Regions from separate parts of the Mus musculus genome. Here all the other regions are linked to region 1. A link is a loop called in an ENCODE intact Hi-C map of the cell type or tissue named here. Cell type or tissue: heart. All regions are shown on one strand. Links, peaks and the distances in the headings refer to the core of each region. The heading gives the core; the rest is flanking DNA.

The links. Peaks named below come from ENCODE experiments on the same cell type or tissue, not always from the same donor. Only the 100,000 strongest peaks of a DNase experiment are listed, where the experiment ranks them.
Region 2: it touches region 1 in a loop (4-fold over the local background); 25 of 42 quality-filtered maps call a loop at or near these places.
Region 3: it touches region 1 in a loop (11-fold over the local background); 10 of 42 quality-filtered maps call a loop at or near these places.

What each region holds. Positions count from the first base shown.
Region 1 is chr9:108,133,482-108,139,314 of GRCm38, reverse strand. It overlaps Bsn (bassoon), which reads left to right. Exons shown (of 12, transcript NM_007567.2): 2 at 1-128. It overlaps 4930447F24Rik (RIKEN cDNA 4930447F24 gene), which reads right to left and starts at 5,597. Exons shown (of 3, transcript NR_126078.1): 1 at 5,525-5,597; 2 at 1,749-1,898; 3 at 748-1,651. In heart, for the core only: a CTCF peak has its summit at 2,900 (motif pointing left); a DNase peak (open chromatin) is centred at 1,574; H3K4me3 peaks cover 665 bases; H3K27ac peaks cover 817 bases; H3K27me3 peaks cover 487 bases.
Region 2 is chr9:108,197,991-108,203,823 of GRCm38, reverse strand. No RefSeq gene overlaps it. Among named protein-coding and RNA genes, the nearest start is that of Bsn, 11 kb to the right of the region's middle. In heart, for the core only: CTCF peaks have their summits at 1,485 (motif pointing left) and 2,401 (motif pointing right); a DNase peak (open chromatin) is centred at 2,503; H3K4me3 peaks cover 926 bases; H3K27ac peaks cover 658 bases.
Region 3 is chr9:108,281,933-108,287,765 of GRCm38, reverse strand. No RefSeq gene overlaps it. Among named protein-coding and RNA genes, the nearest start is that of Nicn1, 5.6 kb to the left of the region's middle. In heart, for the core only: CTCF peaks have their summits at 963 and 3,148 (motif pointing right); a DNase peak (open chromatin) is centred at 3,105.

The sequences.
Region 1 (5,833 bases), core at 836-4,835:
TGTGTCCAATATGCAAGACCTCGGACCTCACATCAACCCCCAGCCAGCCAAACTTCAACACCTGCACCCAGTGTCACAACAAGGTCTGCAACCAATGTGGGTTCAACCCCAACCCTCACCTCACCCAGGTAAGGACCTCAGTGCCACCTGTGTCTGACCACTGTCTCAGCATCTCTCCTCTGCTTCCTTCCCTTCCTTCTACCAACCTCAATCAGGGCTATCTCCCTTCCCCACCAGTGCCCATGAATCCTGATGGGGTGGGGAGAGTATTGGTGGTGGTTCCAGGATGTGGAATCAGAGGACAAGGTCTGACCCCAGGTCTCCTGAGAGATTCCTGTACCCTAAAAACTTAGAAGGGGCTGGAGCAAGGACTCCACAGTTAAGAACACCATCTGTTCTTCCAGAGGACTGGGGTCCAGTTCCTAGCACCCACAGAGTGGCTCACAATCATCTGTATTCCAGTCCCAGGGGCTCCAATGCCCTCTCCACCCAGGATGCACAGAGACATCCATGCAGGAAAACAACCATACTCATACAAATAAATACTTTTAACCTGGTGGTGTGGCACATGGCTTTAACCCTAGCAATCAAGAGGCAGAGGCAGGAGAATCAGGAGTTCAAGGCCAGCCTGGTCTATAGAGTGAGTTCCAGGACAGCCAGGGCTACACAGAGAAACCCTGTCTCAAAAAACCAAACCAAACCAAATAAAACAAACCAACCAATCCACAAACTTAGAATCTCAGAATAGAAATTCAAAAGAAACTGGTTTAATTACGCCTTGGAGAGGGCAAAAGAAAAGGACACGATCTTCCAGTGGCTCCTCCAGTAGAGATGACCATACACTCCTCTGGGCTTGGGGCTGAGGGGTGGGAGGATGGGAGGAGAAGGCAAGCTTCCCTAGCTATGGGCCTGCCTCTCTCCTTGACAGTCCTGCAGAGAGACTCTCATAAGAGGACCAGATTTCTAGGAGGACCTGGGAACGCCTTCTAGCAGGGGTCTGGACAGCTCCTCTCTGGGTTCAGTTCCAGTTGTCTGGGCGTCTAAGGTGGTGGACTAGTCTGTCCTCCAATTTTGTGGTAGAGACCAGGCATTCACAAGGTATCCACGTCCTATTCTCCCAGCAAGCTATGCTACAGGACGATATTCATGAGTTTAGCCTCCTTTTGCCCCCAAAGAACTATGGATTCACATCGCCATCGTAGCTTTGTTCAGGATTTCTCTGTGTTGGAGGGGTTGCCTAACAGAGCTTTTGGGGGCTCCCATGTGTTAGCTAAGGGAAAGCCATACTTTTGAAATACAATGAATGGGTTTTCTGGCATCCTTGTATTCCTACAGGGTGACCCATAGAAGTCTCATCTTCTCCCCACAAAGACTCTGAATTGGACAGGACACCGGGTAGCCTCTGCAGGCAGCACTGGGATTCTCGGCAGCTGGAGTTGTTTGGACCGTGTGGGAGGGGGATAAGTGAGAATGACTGTTAGCAGGTCAGGGTCTATATATGCCAGCATGAGGTGCTGTGGGTGTGGGACGTGTGGTTTGCGAGAGGTACGTGCGAGATGCCGAGGCAGGAGGCGATGACTCAGTGCGTTTGGAGCTGCTCCTGGAATGTGGGGGCTTCCTGAGGAGGCGTGCACGCTCGTGATTACTGCATCTGTGATTAGAAACAGACCCAGCCCCGCGCCGATCAGTTAAGTAAGTGTTAGCTGTTCCATATTGGGAAAAGTGTGATCAAAAGAGGGGAAGCTCACCTGTTTGATCCTACCGCCTGAGAAGCCACAAGCTCCTGGCCTCCCGGGAGCAGGAAGACTTGGTGGATGGCCCATGTTTCTGTGGGATGGCCCCTCATCGTGAACCCCCTGGGTTCCCAACTCCATGAGATGCTCTCTTGTGCTGCAGCCCTAGGTGGGGTGGGTGAGAAGAAAGAACCGCACGTGGTGCGTATCCCAGCACCCCTTATGCCACAGCCTTAGCCACTTCCTCCAAGCCCAGAACCTTTAGAGAGATGGGAAGGGAGCCAGCCTTTAACTGTGCCTAGAAAAACAGCAGAGTAGGAGGACCTGGAGACTCTCAGTCCATCTGCCTCGTTGTGCTGGGCGGAAGCTGGGGCTCAGGGCCAGAAGGAAAGAGGGCCTCAAACTTACTGCAAATTGTCAGTATTTGGTGGAGAACAAACCTCTTGGCCAAATACTTCAAACCAATGCTGGGCTGGATGAGTCAAGTGGTCCTTTAGCACAAGCTTTTGGCATCCTTGGGGCATCCAGGGCTCTAAGACAGTGATGAAAGTTGGCAGCCTCTCCCAGGCTTGCTTCTACAGAGCATGGGTGGAGCTGCCAGTCCGCAACTCCCCACTGGAAAAATGCTGTCTTACTCTGTTCCACAGGCCCATGCCCAGCGACGGTCTATTCTGCTGGGGCCTCCAGATGAGATCTTTGCTTTCTTGGAGCTGGATTTCAGGGGTATTCCTGTCAAGGAAAGCTTAACCTTGGCACAGTTTCCTGAGGAGCGGCAAAGCACAATGGTCACATTGGTGTCATTGTCCTCTGTCACATGCTGAAAGCAGAGCCACCTCCTGGGTCATACCTTGATGTGAAGAGGAGACAACTCTGCAGGCTTTGCTCGCCCATCTGTTTCATCTTTCCTGGAAAACCACTCGTTTGCATACCTCTAACTCAGTCTAGGCTAGTCACTCCTCTGGAAAAAGGTCAAGTCTTTTTGGATTTTTTTTTTTTCAGTTCAGGGCAGGTAAAGAATTTCACCTGAGGGTTGGAGAGATGGCTTAACAGTTAAGAGTACTTCTGCTTGACACAAGAGCAGAGGGCCTGGGTTGTTCCAAGTACCCACAAGGCAGCTCACAACCATCTATAATTCCAGTTCCTAGGAAATCTGATGCCCTCTTCTGGCCTTCATGGGTATTGCGTATACATGGTGCACTGAAGTGCTTACAAGGAAAAAATGTGAAATAAAAATAAACCTTCAGGGCTGGTGAGATGGCTTAGTGAGTAAGAGTACTGACTGCTCTTCCAAAGGTCCTGAGTTCAAATCCCAGCAACCACATGGTGGCTCACAACCATCCATAATGAGATCTGATGCCCTCTTCTGGGGTATCTGAAGACAGCTACAGTGTACTTACATATAGTAAATAAATAAATGAAAAAAAATAAAAAAAAAATTAAAAAAAAAAAAAACCTTCAGCGGGGCGTGGTGGCGAAGCCTTTAATCCCAGCACTCGGGAGGCAGAGGCAGGCAGATTTCTGAGTTCGAGACCAGCCTGGTCTACATAGTGAGTTCCAGGACAGCCAGGGCTACACAGAGAAACCCTGTCTTGAAAAAAATTTTTTTTAAATTACAAAGATTTCACCTGTTAGGAACTCTGCCAAAAGACCATGTAGAGGGTTTCATTTTGGCATCAGTTCTGTTTTTACCACACATAAGAAACCCTTGCTCTGATATCACATTGGCAACCAGAGGCCAGAGACGCTAACATTCAGAGCCGGGGATGGGAAATGGGGAAGTGCTTCTCCTTGTCTTCTCTTCTCTCTTTCTTTCTCTTCTTCTTCTTCTTCTTCTTCTTCTTCTTCTTCTTCTTCTTCTCCTTCTTCTCCTTCTCCTTCTCCTTCTCCTTCTCCTTCTCCTTCTCCTTCTCCTTTTCCTTCTTCTCCTCCTCCTCCTTCTTCTCCTCCTTCTCCTCCTCTTCCTCCTCCTCTGTTCTTCTCCTACCAGGGGTGTGAGGGCTGCTAGCCCAAACCCAGACAGGGTTTCTCTGTTTTACCCTGGCTGGCCCAGAGATAGATTCACTTCAAACTCCACTTGAGAAAATTACCAGGCTGATGAGATGGCTCAGCAGGTAAAGCCACTTGATGCCAAGCCTGACAACTTGAGTTCAGCCCCCAGGAGCTGCATGGAGGAAGGGCAGAAATTGTTCTTTGATCTCCAAACACAAGCCATGACAACACACACACAAAGACACCACAGAGACAGACACACACATAGACACACATAAACACACATAAACACACACAGACACACACAAACACACACAGACAGACACAAATACAGACACAGACATACAGACAGACACACAGACAGACACACAGACAGATACACATACAGACACACATACATACACACACACATACACACAGAGAGACAGACAAACACACAGACACAGACAGACACACAGACACACATAAAGACACACACAGACACATACAGACACACATAGACAGACACACACATATACACATACACACAGACACATGCATACACACACACACACACACACACACACACACAGACACATAGACAGACACACATACACACAGACACACACACACACAGAGTAAACAAAGAAAACTGTTTGAAAATGTAAATAAAACACTAGAGGAAAGAGTATGGTCAGGACCTTATCTACTCCAGGCTTAGCCGTTGCTGAGGCAGAGGCAGAGGCAGAGGCAGAGAGGCAGAGAGGCAGAGAGGCAGAGAGGCAGAGAGGCAGAGAGGCAGAGAGGCAGAGAGGCAGAGAGGCAGAGAGGCAGAGAGGCAGAGAGGCAGAGAGGCAGAGAGAGAGGCAGAGAGAGAGGCAGAGAGAGAGGCAGAGAGAGAGGCAGAGAGAGAGGCAGAGAGAGAGGCAGAGAGGCAGAGAGAGAGGCAGAGAGGCAGAGAGGCAGAGAGGCAGAGAGGCAGAGAGGCAGAGAGGCAGAGAGGCAGAGAGGCAGAGAGGCAGAGAGGCAGAGAGGCAGAGAGGCAGAGAGGCAGAGAGGCAGAGAGGCAGAGAGGCAGAGAGGGAGGCAGAGAGGGAGAGAGGCAGAGAGGGAGAGAGGCAGAGAGGGAGAGAGGCAGAGAGGGAGAGAGGCAGAGAGGCAGAGAGGCAGAGAGAGAGGCAGAGAGGCAGAGAGAGAGGCAGAGAGGCAGAGAGAGAGGCAGAGAGGCAGAGAGAGAGGCAGAGAGGCAGAGAGAGAGGCAGAGAGGCAGAGAGAGAGGCAGAGAGGCAGAGAGAGAGGCAGAGAGGCAGAGAGAGAGGCAGAGAGGCAGAGAGAGAGGCAGAGAGGCAGAGAGGCAGAGAGAGAGGCAGAGAGGCAGAGAGGCAGAGAGGCAGGAGAGGCAGAGAGAGAGGCAGAGAGGCAGAGAGAGAGGCAGAGAGGCAGAGAGGCAGAGAGGCAGAGAGGCAGAGAGGCAGAGAGGCAGAGAGGCAGAGAGGCAGAGAGGCAGAGAGGCAGAGAGGCAGAGAGGCAGAGAGGCAGAGAGGCAGAGAGGCAGAGAGGCAGAGAGGCAGAGAGGCAGAGAGGCAGAGAGGCAGAGAGGCAGAGAGGCAGAGAGGCAGAGAGGCAGAGAGGCAGAGAGGCAGAGGCAGAGGCAGAGGCAGAGGCAGAGGCAGAGGCAGAGGCAGAGGCAGAGGCAGAGAGGCAGAGGCAGAGAGGCAGAGGCAGAGAGGCAGAGGCAGAGGCAGAGGCAGAGGCAGGCAGGCAGGTCTAACTTACTGCCCCCATCCTTAACCTCATGACAAGCCCTGGGCTTGGATGCTTACCGAAGGTGGGTTGTGCAAAGAAGGAAGGGAGCCAATGTAATGGTCTAAGCCTCTCCCTTTAATGTCTGCATCCCACTGCTTCCAGCAAAGGCCAGGACACCAGATGGCCTGGGGGTGGAGCTATGAGCAGCACAGAGTCCTCAGCCCTAGCCAGCAGCCTGTCCCCTTTCCTCTGCCCCATCCAGGCCACACTGCTGTTTGGGCCAGATTCAAATGAGGCACAGGTGTCCTAAAGGCATGGGATGAGGCCTCCTCCAGGAGGAGATGACTACAGTGCTTCCCTCTAACCCTAAATAAAGTGGAAGTGGA
Region 2 (5,833 bases), core at 740-4,739, 65 kb before region 1:
AAGCTACAGGCTGCACGGGGCTCCAGCTGCTTCCTGTCTTCTTTGCAGGAGGTGAGTTGCTGTTGAGCCTGGTAGATGGCCTGCTCCCCAGCCCTCAGGCCAAGTTCCTATGATCTTGTCTTGGTGGAAGTGAGTCTGCCTATGAACAGAAGGTGATAGGAGGGCAGGGGGCAGGCAGAAGGGTACTAAGAGGAACCTGTTTTTCTACTTGATTTGACGCAGGGCTACTTCCTGGGATCCCTCCAGCAAGGCTCTCCAGTCTGTTATTGAGGTTAGGACAGTGCTGTCTCCAAGGGGCTCCAAGATACCCAGTGAACTGGGGCATGGAGTTGAGATAATGGATTATAGTCAAGAGTCGGCCCTCAAGAGAGGTAGAGAGAAAAGCAGAGGATCTGAATTCTTAGCAATCTTGTGTAGACACTTCCGTGAGAGCCAAGCTCTCTGGATCAATCATGGGCGAGACAAGGCTGTTGGCTAGAGGACCTAGTGTGTTTATGAACGGTGACTCGCCTGGCTTCTAGACTATTGCTAAGATGTAGCTTCTAGCTTCTTTTTCTATGCTCCTGCCAAACGAGCCGCTAGGAGGAGCTCTTCCCTGGTTTCTTTACAATACGCAAGGTCTATTCTCAAATACCGGTCCTTCAAAGCTAAATTTTAGTTTCAGTATTGCTGTCTTAAAAATCCATATCAGAGGCCGGGCGGTGGTGGCACACGCCTTTAATCCCAGCACTCGAGAGGCAGAGGCAGGTGGATTTCTGAGTTCGAGGCCAGCCTGGTCTATGGAGTCAGTTCCAGGACAGCCAGGACTACAGAGAGAAACCCTGTCTCAAAAAAACAAAAAACAAAAAACAAAAAAAAAAAAAACAAAACCCAAAAAACCAAAACCAAAACAAAACAAATCCCTATCAGTCTAGCACAGTAGCACACGCCTGTAATCCTGGCGTGTGTGAAGCAGAGGCATTAGAGGAGTTGAAGACAGTCTTGGCTACATAAAAAAATCTGAGATCAGTCTTGGCTACATGAGACTGTCTTAAAACAAAAAGCCTGCAGTGGCACACACTGTAATCCAGCATTCAGGAGCCAGAGGTTTATGAACCTCTCTGAGTTTGAGGCCAGCTTTGTCTGCATGGTGAGTTCCACTCCAGCCAAGACTACTTAGCAAGATCTTGTCTCAAAAAAGGGGAGATGGCGCCAGGCATGGTGGTGCACACCTTTAATCCTAACACTTGGGAGGCAGAGGCAGGCGGATTTCTGAGTTCAAGGCCAGCCTGGTCTACAAAGTGAGTTCCAGGACAGCCAGGGCTATACAGAGAAATCCTGTCTCAAAACCATCCCCGCCCCCCAAAAAGAGGAGGTGGGGAGCAGGAGAGATGAAATGCTCTCCAGTTCAGAGCACTTGCTATTTGTTAGTCCTGAGGACCCAAGTTCAGTGGCTAACACCCACATCTGGTGTCTCAGCCTCCTGGATGCCCTCTTCTGGTCTTTGTGGGGACCCACACCCAGGACATACATTTAACATAGATACACTTACACATAAATAAAAACAGATCTTTAAAAGTGAAAAGGAAAATGAAAGGGAAAAGATAATCGGTGTGGTAGCACTTGCTGTTAACCCCAGCATTTTGGGAGGAAGGTAGATCTCTTTGAGTTCCAGGTCAGCTAGGATTACACAGTGAGGTCCTATCTTGAAAATAAGAAAAAAAGAAAGAAAAGTTATTTATTTTACTCACTTTCTATAAATTACTGTCTTTGATGCACGATGGCTAAGGCAGAGAAGTTGGCCACATTTTTCCAAACTAGCGTAAGGCAAGTTCCATTCCTAGGTGTGACCCCAACACTATTATTTTGTTTGTATTGTAGAAGATCAAGGTGTTTTTTTTTCCAATTTTTATTAGGTATTTTCTTCATTTACATTTCAAATGCTATCCTGAAAGTCCCCCATACTCCCCCCACCCACCCACCCACTCCCACTTCTTGGCCCTGGTGTTCCCCTGTACTGGGGCATATAAAGTTTGCAAGACCAAGGAGCCTCTCTTCCCAATAAAGACCAACATTTTAAATAAACCTCCTAATGAGGGATGGATTTACCACTTCTTTATGAGGACTCTAGAAGATGCAGAGGAGACAGTAGTTTAAAGGAGGGGTGCCCATCTGCTGGGAATTCCAGTGGTAGGAGCAACAGTTGACACCTACTTTGCTGAAGATGACTCGAATTTCATCTGAGACCACGTCTCTTGGGGGTTCTGTGAAGCCCAGATCTCTAGGCAGGTTCAGGACCAGAGCAAGGATTAGGTCTCAATTTGATAGTGGCTCCACAAGCACGCCAAGGAAGCCCCAGCTGACTAGCCCCAAAGGAGAACAATGTCTCCCGACTACCAGGAGATAGCGCTATAGGACTAAGAGGCCAGCAGTGGGCGGGGCTTGAAGAGGTGGGTTGTGGGTGGGAACAAGAATGCCGCAGGCATCAGAAAGTCGGGCTGTGTGCTGGAATGACTTAGGGAGGGAGGGGCTAAATTGCGCCAGCATAGCTGGGAAGGGAGGGGCCACCCGGATGTGGGCAGGACTGAAGCAGAGAGGCGGGCGGAGCGGTCCTCTAGTGGCGCTCAGGCTTCACTACCCTGCTGGGTTCTGAGAATGTGTCTGGTAATCCGAGGCTGTCATTCACATAATACATTCTCTCTCCTAAAAGGAAGCCTGCAGGGGAATGGGTGACGTTGAGGCCCTGGCTTTGCGCTGGCTTCTGCTCTGGGGTTTGAATTCTGCCTGCAAAGTTTGAATTCTGGTGTATTATATAGTCCTTAGGATTCTAACTACTCGTCCTAGCAAGATGGCTTAGTGTAAGGGCGGTTGCCTGAATTTGATCTCGTGATCCATATGTTGGAAAGAGAACTCTTGAAAGTTGGTTTCTGATTCAGATTACTAAACAAATAAACGTGGGTTGGGGAGACCCTCATCCTTTGCCAGCACAAAGTTCTCTCTTACTTTAAGACCTGTGCTCCATGGAGTCTAATTTCCACAATTTGGGTTTGTTGGATTTGTAGTCTCTCCTTCTTCGATCCTGAGAGCATCCGAGGCAGGGGATAGCCTGATAGGGTACTTCGGGATTTGGGAGCGTCTAGACTAGCAGTTAGGCACATCTGGTTGTTGGAGTCGTTTTAGTCTGTACTCCTGGGCAAAGAACATGACCCGAGAAACGAATGGGGATGGAGAATTGGTGGCTCATTCTCTTGTGGACCTGGGGCCTGAGTGCCCTGAAACGCCAGAGAATGCCTTTCCTCAGACTGTCCAGCTCCCGGCACACACTGGGAGAGCAGGTGATCGCTAGCTGGCCAAGAACGCTGTTGTTCTCTGTCTACAGGGTAGCTTAGTCTCAGGATATAGGGACAGATAAGTTTGGAGCCTACCACAATGGGGCAAGCTGAGGATAAGTCAGCCTTCCTACACAGTGACTTGAACTTAGTGCTCCAGGATCATGCCCCACTTCCCTTAGATACTAAGGGAACCTACGGTTAACAGTCTAAGGTTGAGAGCACACTTGGGGGTTGATCCTTTGGGGTCAAATGGCCTTTTCACAGAGGTTGCCTAAGACATTAGAAATCACAGATATTTACATTACACTTTACAACAGTGGCAAAATTACAGTAATGAAGTAGCAGCGAAAATAATTTTATGGTTGGGGGGTTACCACAACATGAGGAACTGTATCAAAGGGTCTCAGCTATGGGGAGGTTGAGAACCACTGTAAGTCTTAGAACGTCTTCTAAAGAAGGTCTTGGGAAAGAGAGGTGGAGCAAAGAGCTGGTCCAGTTAGTGTCAGAGGTGGGTGGACCTCTGAGGGAGTCTCTGAGAGGAAACTAGCTTTGTTTCAGATGCATTCATCCTCAGGGAGCCCAGGGTTGAGATGGGCAGGAACTGGCCATGGGGATTCTGATGTGGATGTAGACCTGCTGGATGCAGGAGCTCATGTCCTGTAGCATGTGTATGTGTGTGTGTGAGGGTGTATATGTACATGAGGGTGTGTATGTGTGTGAGTGTGTGTATGTAAGGATATGTGTGTGTGTGTGAGGGTGTGTATGTGTGTGAATGTGTGTAATGTGAGGGTGTATATGTGTGTGAGTGTGTGTATGTAAGGGTGTGTATGTGTGTGAATGTGAGTGTGTGTATGTGTGTGAGTGTGTGTATGTGTGTGAATGTGAGTGTGTGTATGTGTGTGAGTGTGTGTATGTGAGGGTGTGTGTGTGTGTGTATGTGAGAGAGAGTGTGTGTGTGTGTTGGGATGAGATGAGAATACTTGATTTTCCTGTGTCTAGTGTATGCTTAGAGTGAGGACAGTGGTGCAGCTCAGTTTGTAGTGTTTGCCCAACAAGCATAAAGCCTGGGTTCCATCCCTAGCACCATAAAAACCAGATGTGCCTTGGAAGACCAACAATCCCAGCACCGCAGAGGTGAATACAGGAAAAGTTCAAGGTTTCCCTCCTCTACAGTGGTACATGTATTCAATCCTAGAATTTAGGAGGCAAAGACAGGTGACTTTGCCTGTGACTTTGAGGCCAGCCTGGTCTACATAGCAAGTTTCAGGACACCCAGGGCTACATACTGAGACCTTGTTTCAAAACAAACAAACAAACAAACAATTAAGACTAAAGGGAATGTAGTGCAAATGAGAGCTTGAAGAAGTGCTGACTGTGAGTCCCTGGGCCCTGCCTCTATGATAATTATTCCCCACAACCCTGCTGTGGGTCCTGAGGCTGCACACTCCTGGAACTCCAGCCTCCTTAGAGAGATTCAGGCTCAGGAAGGGCTAGGATTCTTAGAGCAGCCTTGGGAATGGTCAGGGGTGAGCCTGTATGGAATTAGCATTAATAAAGATGGGGAAGACAATTCAATTGCTCACGGCCTTTCTGCTTACAGCAGATGGAGCCCGTCCTTTGCCCAGAGTTACTTGGAATTCTTTTTTTGTTACTTGGAATTCCTAGTCTGCACTGTCAGCTTTTTGCCTTCCCGGAAAGCTGGTGCTCACACCAGGCCTCCCAGCTGGAGGGGTTAGCAATACAGAAATAGTAACGGTAACCCAGATGTTGCTGCCTAACTGACACCTGCTCCCACCCAGCCCAGATCCTGGGGCAGCCAGGGCAGTGTCTCCTCAGACAACCTCAATGTCCAAGGGTAGTGTCAGCCTTCACTGTCTGGTGATACCATGCTTAAACTCACTACTACAGGTCAGGACACTGAGGGCCAGGAAGCAAGTGCATTGGGTTCGGGGTCTGGTTTGAGCAGCAGACTGGCAAAGGTTAGACTTGGATATCACAAGCTGAAGACATAATAGTTTCAACAGTCTTGACTCTGTTGTATCTCTAGAACCTAACTCAAAACATCAGTCAAGTTTAACTGACTGAAACCACCCATCTTGGCAGACACTAGGGCATCTTTGCCATGAAGGTCTTATAATCTTTCGTCTTGCCCCGGGGTTTGGTTTTGCTCTCAGGGACTTCAATCCTTTGCCTCATTCTCCCCTTCCATTCTGGGAGGACAGAAGCTTTCCTGACAGTTCTGGGGAGCTTCCTAAGAAGTCAGGAAAGGGGCTGGTGAGATGGCTCAGTGGGTAAGAGCACCCGACTGCTCTTCCGAAGGTTCAGAGTTCAAATCCCAGCAACCACATGGTGGCTCACAACCATCTGTAACAAGATCTGACGCCCTCTTCTGGTGTGTCTGAAGACAGCTACAGTGTACTTACATATAATAATAAATAAATCTTAAAAAAGAAAAGTCAGTAAAGATGACAGGGCAACCCAACCACCCTGATTGGGACGCAGATGTCACTCAGTGAAAGAAA
Region 3 (5,833 bases), core at 740-4,739, 150 kb before region 1:
TCCCACTTTGATGATAATGGACTGAACCTCTGAACCTGTCGGCTAGCCTCAATTAAATGTTGTTCTTATTACAGTTGCTTTGGTCATGGTGTCTGTTCACAGCAGCACAACCCTAACTAAGACAGAAGCCAACCTCTTATGCTAGGTTTTGGGTTTTGTTATGTTTTATTTTGTTTTCTTTTTGAATCTTCTTATATCGCTCTTTAAGTTCATGATCCTGGGAAAGATCTGTGCCATCACACACAAATATCATGCAATAATGTAGCTGTTTCGGGTTTCTTTTTTTTTTCTTTTGTTTTTGTTTTTGTTTGTTTGTTTGTTTGTTTGTTTTCAAGACAGGGTTTCTCTGGGTAGTCCTGGAACTCACTCTGAAGATCAGGCTGGCCTTGAACTCAAGAGATCAAGCCTCTGCCTCTGGAGTGTTGGGACTGGAGGTGTAGTCCACCACCACCTGGCTCAGGTGACTCAGGAGGAGGAGTCAGACAGAGTCAGATCTGAGTTTGAGGTCAGCCTAGTTTATAGAGCAAGCATTCCAAGCCATGGCTGTATAAAGAAGTGAAACCTTTCTCAAAATAAATAAACAAATAAATTATATATATATATATATATATATATTGCCAGGAGTAGTGTTGTGGGTCTGTAATCCCAGCACGTGGGACGTGATACAGGAGGGTCCTGAGTTCAAGACCAGCCTCAGATGCATAGCAAGGTCAATTCCTAAGACAAAGATGGCTCAGCAGTTAAGAGCACTGACTGCTCTTCCAAAGGTCATGAGTTCAGATCCCAGCAACCACATGGTGGCTCACAACCACCCATAATAAGAGACTCCCTCTTCTGGAGTTCTGAAGTCAGCTACAGTGTACTTACATATAATAAATAAATTAATAAAAAAAAAAAAGACAGAGCTGGAGAGATGGCTCAGCAGTTAAGAGCACTGGCTGTTCTTCCAAAGGTCCTGAGTTCAAATCCCAGCAACCACATGGTGGCTCACAACCATCCGTAATGAGATCTGGCGCCCTCTTCTGGAGTGTCTGAAGACAGCTACAGTGTACTTACATATAATAAATAAATAAATCTTAAAAAAAAAAAAGGCAGCTGGGCTATGTGTGAGTCAATTTAAAAAAAAAACACAAAAATAAGGGGTGGAGAGATGGCTCAGTGGTTAAGAGAATTGGCTGTTCTTACAGAGAACCTGGGTTCAATTTCCAGCATCTATATGGTGGCTCATGACCCTTCTGTAACTCCAATCTTGGAAGATCTGATGATAGGCATGGTGCACAGACATACATTCAGGCCCTTAAAAATAAGTAAGACAGGGGGTGGGAGCCGGGTGGTGGTGGCGAACGCCTTTAATCCCAGCACTTGGGAGACAGAGGCAGGCAGATTTCTGAGTTTGAGGCCAGCCTGGTCTACAAAGTGAGTTCCAGGACAGCCAAGGCTACACAGAGAAACCCTGTCTCAAAAAAAAAAAAAAAAAAAAAAGGGGGGGGGGGTGGGCAGTGCTCAAAGGTAGAACACTTGCTGGCATTAGGTAGACCCCAAGCGGGTTTAGTCTCCAGTACTACTAATACACAAACAAACAAACAATCAACTACATAGCTGAACTTGGCCTCTCATGTTTATGGGGATATTTCCAACAATTAAAATGAAGCTTAGACTTAGGTGGTGGTGGCCCATGCCTTTAATCCCAGTACTTGGGAGGCAGAGGCAAGAGGCTGTGAGTTCCAAGCCAGCCTGGTCTACAGAGCCCATTCTAGACAGACAGGGCTGTTACACAGAGAACCTCTGTTTCAAAAAACCCAGGCAATAAAAGATAAAAATACATAAATACATAAATCCTAGATCATAAGGGCTCAATCAGCATTTGTTAAGTGGATGGGTGGGTGGGTAGATGGATGGGTGGGTGGGTGGAGGGGTGGGTAGGTGGATGGATGGGTGGGTGGGTGGGTGGCTTACATTTTTTACTATCATTTCTTTTTTTTTTAAATAATGTTAACTTCTCTCTTTTTTCCCTTTTTTTATTGTTTTTTTTTAATTAGGTATTTTCTTCATTTACATTTCAAATGCTATCCCAAAAGTCCCCCATACCCTCCCCCCACTCCCCTACCCACCCACTCCCACTTTTTGGCCCTGGCGTTCCCCTGTACTGAGGCATATAAAGTTTGCAAGACCAAGGGGCCTCTCTTCCCAATGATGCAGATGCAGCTAGAGACACGAGCTCTGGGGGTACTGGTTAGTTCATATTGTTGTTCCACCTATAGGGTTGCAGATCCCTTTAGCTCATTGGGTGCTTTCTCTAGCTTCTTCATTGGGGGCCCCGTGTTCCATCCAATAGCTGACTGTGAGCATCCACTTCTGTGTTTGCCAGGCACCGGCATAGCCTCACAAGAGACAGCTATATCAGGGTTCTTTCAGCCAAATTTTGCTGGTGTATGCAATGGTGTCAGCATTTGGAGGCTGATTATGGGATGGATCCCCGGGTGTGGCAGTCTCTAGATGGTCCATCCTTTCATCTCAGCTCCAAACTTTGTCTCTGTAACTCCTTTCATGGGTGTTTTGTTCCCAATTCTAAGAAGGAGCAAAGTGTCAACCCTTTGGTCTTCCTTCTTCTTGAGTTTCATGTATTTTGCAGATTGTATCTTGTATCTTGGGTATTCTAAGAACTAGGAATTATAGATTATAGACATGTCTGTCTGTCCTGTCCTGTTCAGTCAATCTCCCCACCCTGAAAAATGCTAAGGAATTAAGAGAACGGCCTGTGTATGCTAGCCAGACAAAATGCCCACAAAATGTGCTATGGGATGGGAAGACATCCTCACAGTCTGGTTAGCAGCTCCTAGGAAACACTACAATACCAATCAGTTTTGGGAGAAAGATGATTTTTTTTTTTAAGTGATGGAAACTCAAAGTCAAGACCTTTTGCATGCTGGGTAAGCATGGTTCCCCTGGGCTATAGCCCCAGCTCTGCTTGCCGTGTGTGGTCAGGCAGAAAACAGGTGAGTAGAAGATCTTGTCGGGAATGTGGGTGTGAGTAGCACAACACAGCACAGCACTGACAAGTGTAGGTCTATTGGTTCGCTGAGTTCAAAATTCATTATCTATTTGTAGGATTATAGCTCGGTACCACGTATGCAGTACTCTCAGAGGACAGAAGAGGGCACCAGGTCCCTTGGAACAGGTATTATACAGGCTGTTGTGAGCCACCATGTGGTCTTCTGGAAGAGCAGTTAGTGCTAAACTGCTGAACTATCTCTTTAGCCCAGAGTTTAGGCTTTAAAAATTGTTTATTTAAATTTCTTATTTTCTTGCCAGGCAGTGGTAACACACATCTTTAATTCCAGCGCTTGGGAGGCAGAGGCAGGCAAATCTCTGTAAATTCAAGGCCAGCCTGGTCTACAGAGCAAGTTGCAGGGCAGTCAAAGCTCCACAGAGAAACACTGTCTTGAAAGGGGTGTGAGGGTGTTATTTTCTTAATTGTTTTATTTTACATGTATAATTGTTTTGCTTACATGAATGTATGTGCACCATGTATGTGCTTAAGTGTGAATGGTTGTAACCCATCATGTGGGTTCTAGGAGCTGAACCATGTTCTCTACAAGAACAGCAGGAGCTCTTAGCCACTAAGCTGTCTCTTCAGCCTCCTTAAAATTTATTTATGGGGGCTGGAGAGATGGCTCAGAGGTTAAGAGCACTGACTGCTCTTCTAGAGGTCCTGAGTTCAAATCCCAGCAGCCACATGGTGGCTCACAACCACCTGTAATGAGATCTGACTCCCTCTTCTGGAGTGTCTGAAGATAGCTACAGTGTACTTACATATAATAAATAAATAAATCTTTAAAAAAAAAAAAGACAGATAAGATGGCTCAGCAGTTAAAAGTGTATACTGCTCTTGCAGAGGACTCCAGTTCTGCTTCCAGGATCCACATTAAACATCAAACAGTCATCTATAACTCTAGCTCTAGGGGATCAAAAGCCCCCCACCCCGTGTCTGTGGGCACCTACACTCACACATGCATATCCCCAAACGAGAGGCAATATACATATACATATACAATATAATCTTTTTAAAGATTTATTTATTGAGACAATCTTCTCTACATAGGCCTGGCTGCCCTGGAATTCACTATGTAGTCTAGGCTGGCCTCAAACTAACCTGCCTTTGCTTCCCAAGTGTTAATGTTAAAGGCCACCATATCTGTCCTAAAGATTTATTTTTGAAGTCTGGAGAGATCGCTCATTGGTTTAGAGTATTGGAATTGGAATTACAGATGGTTGTGAGCTGCCATGTAGATGCTGTGTGGATGCTGGGGACCAAACCTGGGTCCCAGAAAGAGCACTCAGTGTTCATAACTTCTGACCCACCTCTCCACCCCCTATAGCATATGTTTTTATTCATTTTAAAATTTTATGGTTTTGGCCATTGTTCCTGAATGTGTGTCTCTTCATGACATGAATTCAGTGCCCTTGAAGGCCAGAAGAGGGACTAAGACTCCTGTAACGAGGGCTGGAGAGATGGCTCAGAGGTTGGGGCACTGACTGCTCTTCCGAAGGTCTTGAGTTCAAATCCCAACAACCACATGGTGGCTCATGGCCACCCATAATGAGATCTGACACTCTCTTCTGAAGACATCTACAGTGTACTTACATGTAATAATAAATAAATCTTTTTTTATTTAAAAAAAGACTCTTGTAATGGGAAGCACAGATAGTTGTGAGCCACCATGTTGGTGCTGAGACTTGAACTTAGATCCTGCCAGGCGGTGGTGGCACACGCCTTTAGTCCCAGCACTTGGGAGGCAGAGGCAGGTGGATTTCTGAGTTCGAGGCCAGCCTGGTCTACAGAGTGAGTTCCAGGACAGCCAGGGCTATACAGAGAAACCCTGTCTCGAAAAGAAGAAGAAGAAGAAGAAGAAGAAGAAGAAGAAGAAGAAGAAGAAGAAGAAGAAGACGACGACGACGACTCAGATCTTCTGGAAGAACAGCCAATGTTCCTGATTGCAGAGCCAACTCTCCAGTCGTTTGTTTGTTTGTTTCAAGACAGGATTTCTCTATATAGCTCTGTTGGTCTTGGAACTTGCTCTGGAGAACAGGCTGGCCTTGAATTCAGAGATTTGCTGGCCTCTGCCTCTGCCTCTGCCTCTGGAGTGCAGGGATTAAAGTTGTATACTACCGCTACCACCTATCCTTTTTTTTTTTTTAAGATTTATTTATTTGGGGCTGGTGAAATGGCTCAGTGGGTAAGAGCACCCGACTGCTCTTCCGAAGGTGGTCCGAAGTTCAAAATCCCAGCAACCACATGGTGGCTCACAACCACCCTTAATAGATTTATTTATTTATTATATGTAAGTACACTGTAGCTGTCTTCAGACAGCACCAGAAGAGAGCGTCAGATCTCATTACAGATGGTTGTGAGCCACCATGTGGTTGCTGGGAATTGAACTCAGGACCTCTGGGAGAGCACTCAGTGCTCTTAACCTCTGAGCCATCTCCCCAGCCCCCACTTATCTTTTAAAAAACCTTTTCAGTTTAATTAATTTACTTTACACCTGCATGCCAGAAGAGTGCATCAGATCCCTTCATTGATGATCATGAGCCACCATGTGGTTGCTGGGAATTGAGCTCAGGACCTCTGGAAGAGCAGTCAGTGCTCTTAACCTCTGAGTCGTCTCTCCAGCCTACTCTCCAGATCTTATTTTATTAAGTGTGTGTGTGCGTGTGTGTGTGTGTGTGTGTGTGTGATACATGTTTGGGGATGCATGCTACAGAGTGTGAACGGAGGTCAGAGTATTTCCTAGTTTGCAGACATGCCCACCCGCCACACTGATGGAGGCCA